Regions from separate parts of the Homo sapiens genome. Here region 1 is linked to region 2. The links are chromatin contacts, found by Hi-C or POLR2A ChIA-PET in ENCODE. All regions are on one chromosome and are shown on one strand. The core of a region is the stretch at or near the end of the contact, and the rest is flanking DNA. Distances in the headings are between cores, read along the strand shown. Region 1 holds the start of GNPTAB (N-acetylglucosamine-1-phosphate transferase subunits alpha and beta). Region 2 holds the start of LTA4H (leukotriene A4 hydrolase).

Evidence for each region. Hi-C counts contacts between places; a loop is a spot of excess contacts on that map. ChIA-PET counts read pairs that join two places held with the same protein, here RNA polymerase II (POLR2A). Pooled maps may share reads with other maps.
Region 1: a map of CD8-positive, alpha-beta T cell shows a loop between it and region 2 (20-fold over the local background). The contact joins the promoter of GNPTAB here to the promoter of LTA4H in region 2. A Hi-C loop is called at or near these places in 1 of 168 maps with a recorded cell type or tissue (CD8-positive, alpha-beta T cell) and 5 of 50 pooled maps. POLR2A ChIA-PET finds 5 or more read pairs at or near these places in 1 of 52 experiments (OCI-LY7).

The regions. Positions count from the first base shown.
Region 1 is chr12:101,828,896-101,832,956 of GRCh38, reverse strand. GNPTAB (N-acetylglucosamine-1-phosphate transferase subunits alpha and beta) reads left to right here and starts at 1,998. Exons shown (of 21, transcript NM_024312.5): 1 at 1,998-2,398. The coding sequence starts at 2,282. RefSeq lists silencers at 1,816-2,215, 2,572-2,866.
Region 2 is chr12:96,033,468-96,037,697 of GRCh38, reverse strand. LTA4H (leukotriene A4 hydrolase) reads left to right here and starts at 2,111. Exons shown (of 19, transcript NM_000895.3): 1 at 2,111-2,337. The coding sequence starts at 2,179. It overlaps TRD-GTC2-8 (tRNA-Asp (anticodon GTC) 2-8), which reads right to left and starts at 1,677; the gene lies at 1,606-1,677. RefSeq lists enhancers at 1,353-1,402, 1,423-1,472, 1,913-2,332, 2,923-3,012 and a silencer at 2,383-2,482.

The DNA.
Region 1 (4,061 bases), core at 749-3,248, 5.8 Mb before region 2:
CTGACCTCAGGTGATCCACTCGCCTCAGCCTCCCAAAGTGCTGGGATTATAGGCGTGAGCCACCGTGCCCAGCCTAATGCAATATTTTTAAAAAATCAAAATTAATGGTTGGGCGCAGTGGCTCATGCTTGTAATCCTAGCACTTTGGGAGGTCAAGGCAGGTGAATCACTTGAGGTCAGGAGTTCAAGACCAGCCTGACCAAGATGCTGAAACCCCATCTCTACTAAAAATGCAAAAATTAGCCGGGGGTGGTGGCATGTGCCTGTAATCCCAGCTACTCAGGAGGCTGAGTCAGGAGAATTGCTTGAAGCCAGGAGGCGGATGTTGCAGTGAGCTGAGATCACGCCACTGCAACCCAGCCTGGGCAACAGAGCAAGACTCTGTCTCAAAAAAAAAAAAAAAACCCAAAAAACAAAAAAAACAAAAAACATTACTGAAGAATATCCATGAAAAGCAAAACACCCAAACTTTATGTTTTATTTTACGTTTTAAATTTTTTTTTTATTTTAATAGGAACAGGGTCTGTTACCCAGGCTGGTCTCAAACTTCTGGGCTCCCAGACTCCTGGGCTCAAGCTATCCTCCCACATTGACCTCCCAAAGTATTGGGATTACATGCATGAGCCACCACACCCAGCCCCGATATCAAAACTATAAACAAAGACAGAATCTCACTCCAAACTTGCATGACTCATTTCACAGTACCTTCCCCTAATCTTGGCCCTGTTCTACAGCCTAAGTACCTGGTTCAAATCTCAATTCTGTCATTTACTATTTGTGTGATGTTAGATAGTTACTTTTTTTCATCACAGTTTCTTGATCTGTAGAATGGGGATAATAATGGTATCTCCATTATAAGATTATTGTGAGGATTAGATGAGCTGGGCACATGGCAGATGCTACATAAATGTTGGCCATTATCCTGAGAGTCCTGTTGAGTGGCAGATGTTTTTATATCTGTTACCATGCTTTTTTACCCCTTCTGATTAAGTCCTCAGATCTGTTATCATGCTTGAAAAGACCTCAGAACTATATGTGTCTTGTACAACTGCAATAATCTTTTGCCATGTACATATAGCATATATCAATCATCTTTTTTAAAAGAAGGATTAAAAGAAGTGACTGCAAAGTGTAAAAAATCTTGCCTTGGATTGGAGTGAAGCTAACCCCTTTTGCAAGTCTGTTAATTCCACCTGACCATCAAACTGAGGGTGCGAATTTGAGTATTTCCTGAAGCTGGTTCCCAAGATATTTTTAAAAATGCTTTGAATGATGGCAACATTAGATAAGTGTATTGTTTCCCAGGGTGACTAGGAAAAAAATCTTATTGACTAGGGTGCATTGGGATTAAGAAAAAGATCTCCCTTTCGTAAATCAGAGGCACCAAGGAAAGGATCTCGTGGGAAAAACCTGCTGTCAAAGTCGGATTACCTGGCCACCCCTGAGCTGGTTCCCCTCCAGTTCATCGCATGATTTCTATCATAACAACTCTTGTATTTAGTGGTTTACATGTTTATCTCCCCCACTAGACTCTCTGAGAACAGTAGCCAGGTCTAGTTCATTTTTGAATACCTGACACCAAGCACTATGCCACCTAACAGGCACAAATTACATATTTAACGACTAAATGAATGAACGAAATTCGGTTTTGGCAGATTTAACCCAAAGGTTTCCTCTTTCAAACAATATAGTTGGGGGTTGGAGGAAAGGAGCCACATACAGCATCTCCTTTTAGCACTCTGCAGAGAATGCTAAGTGCAGAGAAGGTTTTATGCACAAAAATATTCATGGCATTATAGTACCGTCTATGGCACAGTCTCGACGCAGGGGGCAGTTTTCTCTTGGTCGCCTGCCCAACCGGGTAAGTGGATCCCAGCTCAGCTCCGCCCCTCCCAGCCCAGCCCTCAGGGCCCGCTGCGCAAGCGCAGGTGGGGAGGGCGCGCACCTTCCCTATGCCCCTCCGTCCTCCAGGTGGCGCTGGAGACCCCGCCGCCGCCGCAGCCGCCTCTCGCCCGGCCAGACCCGGGCGGCGCCGGCCGCCTCGCCGGCCGCAGGTCCGCCTCCGCCGCGCCGAGGGCGTGGGCTCCCGGCTCCCGGAAGCGGCGGCCGCGGCGCGGAGCCGAGCGGGCGTCCGTCGCCGGAGCTGCAATGAGCGGCGCCCGGAGGCTGTGACCTGCGCGCGGCGGCCCGACCGGGGCCCCTGAATGGCGGCTCGCTGAGGCGGCGGCGGCGGCGGCGGCGGCTCAGGCTCCTCGGGGCGTGGCGTGGCGGTGAAGGGGTGATGCTGTTCAAGCTCCTGCAGAGACAGACCTATACCTGCCTGTCCCACAGGTATGGGCTCTACGTGTGCTTCTTGGGCGTCGTTGTCACCATCGTCTCCGCCTTCCAGTTCGGAGAGGTGAGTAGCGGCGCCGCAGCCTGGACCGGGCGCCTCGACCCTGCACTGCCCTCGCCGTGCCCCGCGATGCCCCGATACAGTATGTATTTTTTCATTATTAGAGACGGGGTTTTGCCATGTTGCCCAGGCTGGTCTCGAACTCCTGAGCTCAGGCGATCGCCCTGTCTCGGCGTCCCCGAGTGCTGGGATTACAGGCGTGAGCCACCGCTCCCGGCCAAATACAGTATTCTTTATCATAAACGTGTGCAGAGACTATGAGCAAGTCAGAACTGGAAAAAGGCATGTATGTGATTTTAGATATTGCTCCCTCGCCCACCGTTTTTTAAAAATAGAGACGGAGGTCTCCCTATGTTGCCCAGGTTGGTCTGGAAGTCCTGGGCTCAAGTGATCCTCCCTTCTTGGCTTTCTAAAGTGCTGGGGTTACAGGCATGAGCTACCGCACCTGGCCCAAGAAAGCCACTTTTAGCAACGGGGAGGAAAGCTGTATTTTTAAGTGGTTTGAAATCTGTTCCTTAGTTTTAGTTTTTTTCTTTTTCTTTTTTTTTTTTTTTTTTGGTAGGAGGTTACAAAAGGTTTTAAAATTTAACAGAGTAGTTTTTAGAAATGCCACAGTATACATTTGCTTGAAGTCTTTACCCATGCTGGATTGTAAGCTCCGTAAGAGAAGGTGCTGTCTGTAAATACTGTAACCCTGGCCCAAGCACAGTGCCAGGTACTGCCAGAGAATGCAGTGCAAGTGTTTGTTTAATGGCTAAATTATATGGCATGAATTCTGAGCATGTACTTTTTTAGTAGTTCTTGGTTCTAGAGGCTGGGAAAAAATGTCTTACCATAAGGGTGAGAAAGCTCCAGATTTGTAAGTGTGAAATATGTACTTAATATTATAGTACTTGCTCGTCTTTGTTTCATGTGTTGCAACTTAATGTATCTGTGTGTAGTTAGGTGCCTTATTGCTTTTGTGTGATTTTTTTGGCCTTGATTAATTTTGAGTTAACTGTTTATTAAGTCCCATGCAGTGTGAAGATGACTTAAAGGCATCAGGTGTTAGAATTCTTCATTTTATTTTATTTTTTTGAGACAGAGTCTTGCTCTGTTGCCCAGGCTGGAATGCAGTGGCTCCATCTCGGCTCATTGCAACCTCTACCTCTCAGGTTCAAGAAATTCTCCTACCTCAGCCTCCTGAGTAGCTGGGACTACAGGCGCGTACCACCATGCACAGCTAATTTTTGTATTTTTAGTAGAGATGGAGTTTCACTATGTTGGCCAGGCTGGTCTCAAACTTCTGACCTCAAGTGATCTGCCTGCCTTGGCCTCCCAAAGTGTTGGGATTACAGGTGTAAGCCACCGCACCTGGCCCGAATTTTTCATTTTATATCCTTTTCTTTTTGCTTTCATTCCATGCTTGGCTGTTTACCAAAAGAGAGACATTTTGTTGCAGTCCTGAAATGGCCACAGATCATAAGGTTTGGAACAGACAAGAGAAATGAGAGGCAGACAGTGCCAACAGGTGTCATGAGAGGTGAAGGCAGCTGGCCTGTGGTTAACTTGTAAGGCATAATGGAAAAGAGGAGCTGCATGATTAGGCAGATTTGGCCTTGATTGCTGACTCCAGTTGATAATGATCATAATAATAGCTAATACTTATATTGGTCTTAACAGGTAT
Region 2 (4,230 bases), core at 862-3,361:
AAAAAGCTTTCTCAATGCTGCATTCCTCTCTAGCTTCCCCTTTATCTTCCCTTCTCACATTGGCCAAGCAACTTGACAGTGGTTTATGCTTCACCTCCCTCTTCTCTTCATTGCTCAATCCACTACTCTCTGGCTTCCATCTTCAACCAAATCACGACAGTCAACAAAATCACCACCTTCCCCATTCTCACCCCACTGCCAAATCTAGAGAATTTTCACTTCTTACTTCGGTGGTCCTCGGGACTGCATCTGGCATTGTTGGTTGGCTCTTTCTGGTTTATTTCATGGGTTTCTCTTCCTCTAGCCCTTTTTAAAACAATAAATTCTGGTGTTCTCTCAGCTTCCAACCTGTTTTCATTACCCTTCTCTTTACACACTCTTCTTGGGTTGAGCTTACCCACTGTCATAATTTCATCCACCACGTTATGTGACGTGGTCATGTCTACCTGGCACTTCCCCAGAGCTGTGGACTTAAATATCCAAGTGACTCATGGACATCTCCACTTCCACTCCCATAGGTTCTCAAATTTCATATGTCCAAAATTGAATTTAGCATCTTCCCCTTAAATCTGTCTGATTTAGTTTGAATATATGTCCCTACCAAATCTCATGTTGAATTATAATCTCCAGTGTTGGAGGTAGGGCCTGGTGGGAGGTGTTTGGGTCACGGGGGCAGAGCCCTCATGGCCTGGTGCTGTCCTCGCCACAGTGTCTTGTGGGATCTGATTGTTTAAGTGTGTGGCACCGGCCCCGCAATCTCTTGCTCTTGCTCGGGCCATGTAGAGGCCTGCCCCTTCTTCACCTTCTGCCATGATTGTAAGCTTCCTGAGGCCTACCTGGAAGCATACTGGAGCTATGCTTCCTGTACAGCCTGCGTAACTGTAAACCAATTAAACCCCTTTTCTTCCCAGTCTCAGGTATTTATAGCAATGCAAGTACAGCCTAACATACTGTCCTCTTCATATAGACTACTACCTCTGGTTAATGACTAGCCAGCCACTGAAGCCGAAAGCCTGGGCCACCTTCGTCTCCTCTCAATCTGTGAATCCACTTATATAAGTATTCCTTCTATTCATTCCTTCCTCTCTATCCTAACTTACTACTTACCTATGTCAGGCCCCCAGCATCTTCTGATTGAGCCATTTTAATAGTTTCCTAAATCTCCTGCTAATGGTTTTGATACCGCATTTTATAACATGAGTCTGACCATGCTTTATCAGTCGCCTGCTGAAAACTCTTCAGTGGGTCCCCCATTAATGCACCCAGGATTAAAAGGCCACCTATTTAAGGTCCTTCGAAACCTAGCCTCTTCCAATTTTTCCAGTTTTAATTTTGAGGCCCCACCCTAAAGGCAAGGCATCCTTCAATCCTCCTTCACCTGCCACAAAGGCCCCAGAGCTGAGCTAGATGTCCCAGCTCTGTACTCCCATTGCGACCAGTGCATAACTTTTATAGAAATTCATTAGTTTCTAAGATGGGAATGTTGGCTTTCTCCGTTTGAGAGATGCAGGTTCTGGGGATATACATAATAAACACTGAAACTGACAAAACAACTGTTTAAACCTTGAATTACTTACAGCTAAAAACAAAAAACAATTACTGTGCCTCCCCGTCGGGGAATCGAACCCCGGTCTCCCGCGTGACAGGCGGGGATACTCACCACTATACTAACGAGGAACCGCACGAAAGAAAGCCTTCTGATAGGCCTTTTCTACGTTTTTGCTCCGCCCCGCCCTCGCTATATGCAAACACCAATGAACCTGATTTTCTTACGTTTGCCACCACAGCTTCCACGAAAGTTGAACAGAGCCAAAATGGTAGTGTTCAGTTTTATCTCCCCCTCCATTCTCATCATTTCCCTTCGGCCACCCTTCTAACTGCCCCTACTCCCCTCCTCTTCTTCAGCTCCAGGAGCACGCTTGGTCCCCCTCAACATCCCTAACACACACGCTCCCAGGTAGCCAAGCGCCCGCTTGCCGCGCGGCACCATGGAACTTGTAGTTCCTTCACCCATCCCCCAACGCTCGTCTGACTTTAAGAAACTTCCTTTCCCGGCGTGCACCGCGAATCCCTCCTCCTCTTCTTTACCTCTCTCCCTCCTCCTCAGGTTCTCTATCGACGAGTCTGGTAGCTGAGCGTTGGGCTGTAGGTCGCTGTGCTGTGTGATCCCCCAGAGCCATGCCCGAGATAGTGGATACCTGTTCGTTGGCCTCTCCGGCTTCCGTCTGCCGGACCAAGCACCTGCACCTGCGCTGCAGCGTCGACTTTACTCGCCGGACGCTGACCGGGACTGCTGCTCTCACGGTCCAGTCTCAGGAGGACAATCTGCGCAGCCTGGTACAGTGGGGCGCCTGCCCAGTGCCCGCCTCTCCCGGGCTCCCTGCCCCTCGACCCTAGTCCTTGCGGGCTCCCGGATCTCCGGCTCACCCCGCCGCGGCCCCTGCCTAGCCCCACGTCCCCGTCTGCTCTTCTGTAGCCTCCATCCAACTCATGTTGTGCACTTCAGCCCCCAGATCTCTCACAGCACCCCTTCTCAACCCCGCTTACGCCTCTGCATCCCTTCCCTCAGCCCCCACTTATACGTATGTCTCCTCCGCCCCTCGCCTGGATCCTCTCTCCGAGGTCCCTGGGCACATCCAGCGCCTCGTCCACTCCTCTCAACTCACCCAGCCCTTAGGTGTCATCTTTGCAGTAGCCCCCATAATTTTAGTTCCTGGCTCTAATTACTCCATGGCCTCCCCATTGCTTCGGCCTGCGGCCCAGAACCCCCTTCTTCAGGCCCCAGACTTTTCCCAGCCCCCTGGGCACCTTCCTCAGTCAACAATCTCACCCAAGTCTCAGATCCCATGTCCTGTCGATCCCTGATCCCACGGTTGCCTCCCGGGAACACTTATTTCAATCCACAGGTCTGCAGGGCACCACCCATCCGTCTCCCTCCTAGTTCCCTGGATCTCCCTGCTAGTCGTTCTCAAGCCTCTTAGGATTTCCAGCCCCGGCCGGGCAGGCCTCTTCTTTCCGCCCTACTTTGAAACTAACAGTCCCTGCTTGCTAACTCTAGGCGCAGCTCTCTCTCTTCAGGGTCCTTTCTACTTTTTAATCTTATCAACTTTCTTCTAATAATTTAAGAACGGATGGGACGTTCAAATTTTCTAAGGATGATTCAATACGCTTTTTTAATAGTTGGTTCCAAGGAGCCAAGTAGTTATTTCACTTAGAAAACACATACTTCTACAAACTCTATAACCATTGGAATGAAGAAAGGTTGTAGATTCATGGAATATTATTCAATGATTTTATCTGTATCATAACCTATATTTAATGTTCTTGCTCAAATTGCCCAATAGTATTTGGTTTATACCTTTCATCTGAAGGTACCTTTCACCTGAAGAATTTCATAGAAGATCATTTTAAAAATAAGAGGGTCATGAAAAGACAGCCAAATTCGGCTTCTTCACCAGGGCAGGATGCTACATGTGTATTTTACACAGTGTAGCATGGTGAAATCTACTAAAGCACATCAATAAGCAATCAGATCAGATCGGGCAGATAAGAATTGGTGGCTTTCAGGCCTCTTTTTCCTACTTGTGTAGGAAGGATCTGAATTTTGATTTCATTAATATGAACTAATAAGTACTTACTTTCTTACTCTTCATCCCTCAACATTTTGCTAAACTGATTGATTTGAAAAATAGGTCGATTCCTCTATGTACTGATAGGTAATCAACAAAAGTACCATAAGAAAGAAAATTAAGATATTATAAGCAGGAAGGCATCTATTTCCTTGCAGATCGCACTTTGGTCTTCTTGAAGTACCATGCTATCTTTAATTGCAGTAGCAACTTTGCCTGGGCAGGGCTGAAGTCCTATTTCAATGCAGTTTCAAAACTAAACACCGCATGTTCTCACTCATAAGTGAGAGTTGAACAATGAGAACACATGGACACAGGGAGGGGAACATCACACACCAGGGCCTGTTGGGGGTAGGGGCCTAGGGGAGGGATAGCATTAGGAGAAATACCTAATGTAGCTGACGGGTTGATGGGTGCAGCAAACCACCATGGCATGTGTATACTTATGTAACAAACCTGCACGTTCTGCACATGTACCCCAGAACTTAAAGTATAATAATAAAAAAAGAAAAACCACACTGTGAGACTGCCATATTTGAACATGAGTTTATACGTCCTACATTCAAAAGTACTAGAGATTTAAAAATTAAGCAATTCAGGA